Linked DNA regions of Homo sapiens: region 2 is linked to region 1. The links are chromatin contacts, found by Hi-C or POLR2A ChIA-PET in ENCODE. All regions are on one chromosome and are shown on one strand. The core of a region is the stretch at or near the end of the contact, and the rest is flanking DNA. Distances in the headings are between cores, read along the strand shown. Region 1 overlaps CCDC6 (coiled-coil domain containing 6). Region 2 has its middle 8.7 kb from the start of TRS-TGA1-1.

The links. A loop is a pair of places that touch in the nucleus more often than their neighbours do. ChIA-PET counts read pairs that join two places held with the same protein, here RNA polymerase II (POLR2A). Pooled maps may share reads with other maps.
Region 2: a pooled map shows a loop between it and region 1 (4-fold over the local background). The contact joins two enhancer-like sites. A Hi-C loop is called at or near these places in 1 of 37 single-sample maps with no recorded cell type and 2 of 50 pooled maps. POLR2A ChIA-PET finds 5 or more read pairs at or near these places in 1 of 52 experiments (activated naive CD4-positive, alpha-beta T cell).

The regions. Positions count from the first base shown.
Region 1 is chr10:59,880,322-59,883,662 of GRCh38, reverse strand. The region is part of intron 1 of CCDC6 (coiled-coil domain containing 6); the gene reads left to right. Among named protein-coding and RNA genes, the nearest start is that of CCDC6, 25 kb to the left of the region's middle. RefSeq lists enhancers at 2,200-2,349, 2,580-2,629. Within about 2 kb of position 1,827, at least 2 of the 41 ENCODE cell types and tissues checked have a DNase peak (open chromatin) inside an H3K27ac peak, as active enhancers do.
Region 2 is chr10:67,771,553-67,774,893 of GRCh38, reverse strand. No RefSeq gene overlaps it. Among named protein-coding and RNA genes, the nearest start is that of TRS-TGA1-1, 8.7 kb to the right of the region's middle. Within about 2 kb of position 1,798, at least 3 of the 41 ENCODE cell types and tissues checked have a DNase peak (open chromatin) inside an H3K27ac peak, as active enhancers do.

The DNA.
Region 1 (3,341 bases), core at 578-3,077:
TATAAACTTTTAATATTATGGTCCAGTTGGATAGGATTTATAATTTTGAGTAACCTTCCAGTAAAACTTTGTGATTCATTAAGTTTTTCCCTGTCATCAGCCTGTGCTGACATAAGTTCAGCTGATAGAATTGAAAAGAGCAAAGAGAAGAAAAAGTCTAGACTTCTAAATACAGTGCGAGAGGGAGATGATGGCTGCCATGAATGGTATTAGCATTGCTTCTTGTATCAAGTGTGACAGTTGGCTCATCAGGGACATCGGAGTACGTCTTAGTTTTTGATTCTGCAATACCTTTGCAAGGTATTGATACCATCATTTCACTTGGAGGTCATAAAAGGGAGAGTTTATTTCCTTTCCTTGTTCCCTGTCCCATAGCTTCCAGTATCACATTTCACTCATTGCTATACTTTAGTCCTTTTCGTAACTGACAGTGTTGTCTGCTTATTGCAAAGACACATGGTATTTAACTCAAAGACTAAGACTCAGAGTCCATTGATGGAACAGAGACTGGAGAGACCACAGTGGGCAATGGACCCAGTTGATAGGACCCTTCCAAGTCCCTGGGACTCACTGTGTTTCGGGGGTACGAATATATCATTTTTTTCTTTTTCCTACTGAATTAAACCTTTTTTTTTCAGTTAAAGTCGATCAATACGGTAAACACCCTTACACCCCTCACCTAATTTTACTAATTTTTTTTTTTGAGGCAGAGTCTTGCTCTGTCGCCCAGGCTGGAGTGCAGTGGCGCGATCTCTGCTCACTGCAACCTCCGCCTCCCGGGTTCAAGCGATTCTCCTGCCTCAGCCTGCTGAGTAGCTGGGATTACAGGTGCGCGCCACCACGCCCGGCTAATTTTTTGTGTTTTTACTAGAGGCGGGGTTTCACTGTGTTACCCAGAATGGTCTCGATCTCCTAACCTCATAATCCGCCTGCCTCGGCCTCCCAAACTGTTGGGATTACAGGCGTGAGCCACTGCTCCTGGCCAGTTTCACTAATGTTTAAGGTTACCACTTCCATGTCACCACTTCTCCCTGGCTTTCCTTCTCCCGCCGGCTTTCCTTTCCTTCTCCCCGCGGCTTTCCTTTCCTTCTCCCCGCGGCTTTCCTTTCCTTCTCCCCGCGGCTTTCCTTTCCTTCTCCCCCTGGCTTTCCTTTCCTTCTCCCCCCGGCTTTCCTTTCCTTCTCCCCCTGGCTTTCCTTTCCTTCTCCCGCCGGCTTTCCTTTCCTTCTCCCCCTGGCTTTCCTTTCCTTCTCCCCCTGGCTTTCCTTTCCTTCTCCCCGCGGCTTTCCTTTCCTTCTCCCCGCGGCTTTCCTTTCCTTCTCCCGCCGGCTTTCCTTTCCTTCTCCCCCCGGCTTTCCTTTCCATTCTCCCGCCGAGCATTACCTTTCCATTCATCCCCCCGGCTTTACCTTTCCTTACTACCCCGGACTTTCCTTTCCTTACTCCCCGCGGCTTTACCTTTCCTTCTCCCCCCGGCATTTCATATTCCTTCATCCCGCCGGCTTTCCTTTCCTTCTCCCCGCGGCTTTCCTTTCCTTCTCCCCCCGGCTTTCCTTTCCTTCTCCCCCCGGCTTTCCTTTCCTTCTCCCCGCGGCTTTCCTTTCCTTCTCCCCCTGGCTTTCCTTTCCTTCTCCCCGCGGCTTTCCTTTCCTTCTCCCCAGCTTTCCTTCTCCCTCCCTCTCCTTCCCTCTCTGTTTCTGTTCCCTTTTGCCCAACCATCTGAAAGCAGGTTTTGGATACAAGAGCACTTCATTCCTAAGTATTCGTAAGTATTCAGTGTGCCCCTCCCAGGGACAGGAACGTGGAGTGAGGATATTTTTGAGGTTACGTCTACCCTATCACACATTGTCCCCTTCATGGGGACTCTCACAAGAAAATTGTTTTCTTTGGTCTTAATACCAAGTAGAGCTCCTCAGTTTTGGGGCAACAAAAACTGCTTAGGCAGCCAGGATGTTCAGCGAAGTTTTCAAAATGCATACTACCTGTTGATCAGCATGTGTGTAATTTCAACTTTTGGCTTCATTTGAATATTGGACTTTTTTTCTCCTCTGGCCATCCATGCCTCCTCTCCCTTTAAAATCTTACACATTTATGCAAGAACCCCCCAGTGAATTTTAGAATGAATTCATGTATTAAAAATTAGCCCAAAATGAATCTGAAATTTTAGTAGGCCCTCAGCTGATCCCTAAGAGAGGAAAGGGGCATAATTGTCTCACCTCGTTATGCCCCTTCTGGGACACCAAGATAAAGAAGGTGGAATTTCCCCCATGTGAAGCCCCAACAGTTTCTTTTTTTCTTATGAATGTGCTGCCGGGATGTTCATCTTAAAACCATTCTGAAGTCTTACAGGACACATCACACTCTGGCTCACACCCACTTCTCGGGGATTGCCCTGGACCTCTCATTCTCTGGGCTGGGGTGACTGTCAGTATCAGGGGCCCAGGAACAGTGGTGAGTGGTAGGAAGTGGTGACATCTGTGATAATACAGTGAAAACAGTAGACAAGATATTGGTTGAAGATGGCTATTATGGTGGAAGATGTGGATTTAGTCAGAAGGCACATGGCTGAGGAGACTGTTGGGACCTGCTGGGCGGGGCTGAAGGGCTTTGGTTGGGGAAGGAGGAGATAAAGGGAGTGCAGCAGGGGGTCGGGCAGACAACGCTCTGCTCTGCCAGATTATAGAAAGGTAGTCATCTCTGATCATGTCAGAACTGATCGTTCCTTCCTGAGTTGCACAGAGGTGGCACTGGGCAGAGACTGGATAGCAGGACATCAGTGGTTTGAACCACCATCCTCTGTGCACCAGGCTAAATACAAGCAGTAACTCACATAACTCTCAAAAGGAGCCTGTGAGTATAAGAGTTATCCTCATTTACAGATGGAAGATGTGTCTCAGAGAGGTTAAGGAACTGGCCTAAATAGTGGACATATGCCACTTTCAGAGCCTCAGTTAAGTGGAGGCTGCTCTGTGACATGCTACCACTTTATCTTTTCCTTTTAAAAACTTTTTTTGGAGTATAACTTATACACATATGGTAAGTGTACATTTTGATTCATTTTCACAGATTGAAGGCACATGTGTAACTTGCACCCAGATCACGAAACAGAATATTACTAATACCTGGACTCCACTGTGCCCCCTTCCGGCCATTATCCCTCCAAGGGTAGCCACTATGTGGAGTTTGAACTCTGCTTAACTGGAATTAGACAGTGTGTACTTTTTAAGTGTTTAATGTCTTTCTCCCAGCATTATGTCTGTGGGATTTATCTATATTGTTGGTCTCTTCCCGTCTGAGATTGGGTCTTAGAACCTAGAGTGTCCAGAAAAACCATTTGTTAC
Region 2 (3,341 bases), core at 549-3,048, 7.9 Mb before region 1:
ATTTTTGAACCATGAGAATATATTACCTATTCAATAAGCAAATTAATATTATTTAATAACAAAAATCACTGCTTTGTCTTGCCATGAAATAAGATTCTTGGTGTTTTAATTCTTGACTGTTTTTCTAGTATACCTAGCTTTTCTGGAGTATTTCTTTTTCTTTTTTAATTTTTTTGAGACACGGCCTCGCTCCATCGCCCAGGCTGGAGAACAGTGGCGTGATCTTGGCTCACTGCAACCGCTGCCCCCCGTGGTTCAAGTGATTCTCCTGCCTCAGCCTCCCAAGTAGCTGGGACTACAGGTGCCCGCCACCACGCCCGGCTAATTTTTGTGTTTTTAGTAGAGATGGGGTTTCATCATGTTGGCCAGACTGGTCTCGAACTCCTGACCTCAAGCCACCCGCCTGCTTCAGCCTCCCAAAGTGCTAGGATTACAGGCATGAGCTACCATGGCCGGCCTTGGAGTATTTGTTGAAAATGAGACCAAACATAAATTAGTTATTGCTTATATATATTTAAATTTATTTGTGTGTATGTTCTTAAATCTATGTGTGTGCATGTGTGTGGAGTGTGTGTGTGTGTGTGTGTGTGCATGTTGAGGAGTGTGTATGTTCCAGGAAACCATTAAGGACTGGAGAAGTTTCTAGCCAAGGATGTCAATATGTGAAAGGACCAGAAATTGCTATTCTGTTCTGTGGGAGTGTGTAAGGCAGCCTAACTTGTCTTATGGAGTCATGCTGGGCAGTAGTATGAGACAAAGTTGAAAAGATGTTAGGGCCAAATTATGAAGGGCCTTGTGAATGAAACTGGGAAGCTTGGCCTTTACTCTGCCAGCCACCTACTGGACGTCTGCGGGCAGGAGAGAGTGGTGGTCAGAACGGTGTCTAGAAAGAGGCCATGGTGGTTGGGCATGGTGGCTCACGCCTATAATCCCAGCACTTTTGGAGAACGAGACAGGCAGATCACCTGAGTTCAGGAGTTCGAGACCAGCCTGGCCAACATGGTGAAAACCTGTCTCTACTAAAAATACAAAATTAGCCGGGCGTGGTGGTGCATGCCTGTAATCCCAGCTACTTGGGAGGCTGAGGCAGAAGAATTGCTCGAACCTGGGAGGCAGAGTTTGCGCCACCGCACTCCAGCCTGGGCACCAAGTGCAAAACTCCTTCTCACAAAAAAAAAAAAAAAAAGAGGCAATGGTGATGGTGACTAAACAGCCTTACGCAGTCCAGGGATGCCAGGAGAGAAGGCTCCTCCAAGTCTTTCCTTTCAAGGATAGAATATCTCATATTCAGGGGTCATTGACACATATCATGCAGTTGATATATATTTTTTAAAAAGTGTTCAGAGCTGAATCTGGAATGATGAATGTTACACAGGCTGGGGAATTATATTGTAAAACCAATCATGAGCTATAATAGGCACCAAAAAAAAAAAAAAAAAAAAGGCCTAGATCAGAGAGAATGTCAGAGCAGCTGCTGTTAGCCTCTCAGAGATGGCCTCATGCAGTCCCAAACACATCCTCAGCTAGAGTCAACTCTGGGCAGCTTTGTACATCAACTCCCAGGGAACTTGTTCCTCCCTTTATCCAGCTCAGAGAGACAAAAGAGCAAAGAACATTCCACTCCTTCAATAACATGAGTCAAATGGCCTTTTTTTATCCCTGTCCAGTGGCTCCCTTGAGTTGGTTGCAGATACCTCTATGAGGGACCCATTCTGGTGAAAAGGGGAAGAGAATACCAGCATGTGATCTCATCTTCACTTCCTCATCTATAAACTAGCTGTGGTCTGTTTTGGATGTTAAATGAATGAACACTCATCACAGTGCCTGACCTGTGGTTAGAACTTAGAAAATGGCAGTGACTGCTGACAATGCCATGAGGTAGAAGTAATTATTATTACCACTTAGTGGATAAGGAAATTAAGGCTCAGAGAGGTTATGCAAACTGCCCAAAGTTACATAGCAAGAAAGGGAAGGAGCCTATATTTGATGCTTGGTTGCTCTGACTTCAAAGTCTCTGTTTTTCCTATTCCTTCAAATTCTTCCTATTCCTTCAAATTACTTCACAAATAAACTTGCAAACCTGGTTTCAGGTTACATCTTAACATGCTCAAGGGCTGAAAAGCTTTGTTTACAACAGCAGATACAGTACTAACTACAGAGAAAGGAGAAACTAGGTAAGCATTTCCAGGACCTGCACCCCATCTGCTGTCAAGTGGAGCAGACAATCCCAGTGTACATGAGAGGATTCTGGAAGGATTTGGGCCATTCTGATGTACTGAGATAAAATGATCTTAAAAAACATTCATGTCCTTTCTTGGTATCTTTGTGTTAATGGAAATAATGAGATTTCTTGGATGTGTATAAACCAGGAAGAACTAGTGAAACGTCAACCAGCCTCTTGACAGTGTCCCACTTAATGATATCTTCACAGTGATAACCTGGGAAGAACTTTTTTTATTATAGTGAGGAGAGTCCTCTAGAGCAGAAATAAACTATAGCCACAGGCCAAATCCAGCCCACTGTTTTTGTAAATAAAGTTTTATTGGAACACAGTCACACTCATTTGTTTACAGATTATCTATGGCTGCTTTTGTGATACACAGGCAGAGTTGAGTAGTTGCAACAGAAACCATATGGCCTGCAACACCTAAAATATTTACTGGCTGACCTGTAGAAAAAGTTGCTAACTAATCCCTGCACTAGAGGTGGGTACCAAAATTAAGTGCAGCATTTCTGTGCTCCAACATCCTAAGCACAGGTTATTTCAAAACACTAGCATTCTGTCTCCAATGATGGAGACAGATGTCTTTACATCTGGAAGACAAGTAGCTTTCAGAGGGATACTGTGTATATTCATCTCTTGGAATGACTTGTGGTGTCAGATAAAATGTGTCTAAAGTTCGTGTGCTGAACAATTTTTTTTTTTTGAGACTGAGTCTTGCTCTGTTGCCCAGGCTGGAGTGCAGTGGCACAATCTTGGCTCACTACAACCTCCACTGCCCAGGTTTAAGAGATTCTCTGGCTTCAGCTTCCGAGTAGCTGGGATTATAGGCATGCGACACCATGTCCAGATAGTTTTTGTGTTTTTAGTAGAGACGGGGTTTCACCGTGTTGGCCAGGCTGGTCTCAAACTCCTGACCTCAAGTGATCTGCCTGCCTTGGCCTCCCAAACTGCTGGGATTACAGGTGGAACCCACTGCGCCTGGCCTGAACAAATGTTTTGATAATTGTGTCTCAAATGAATATGTTTGGGAGGGAAATATATTCCCCAAGAGTCTTTGTAGACCTATGTTATGTAGGAGGTTTTATTAGAATAAAAATTAAAAGAACAAAGGGGGCTC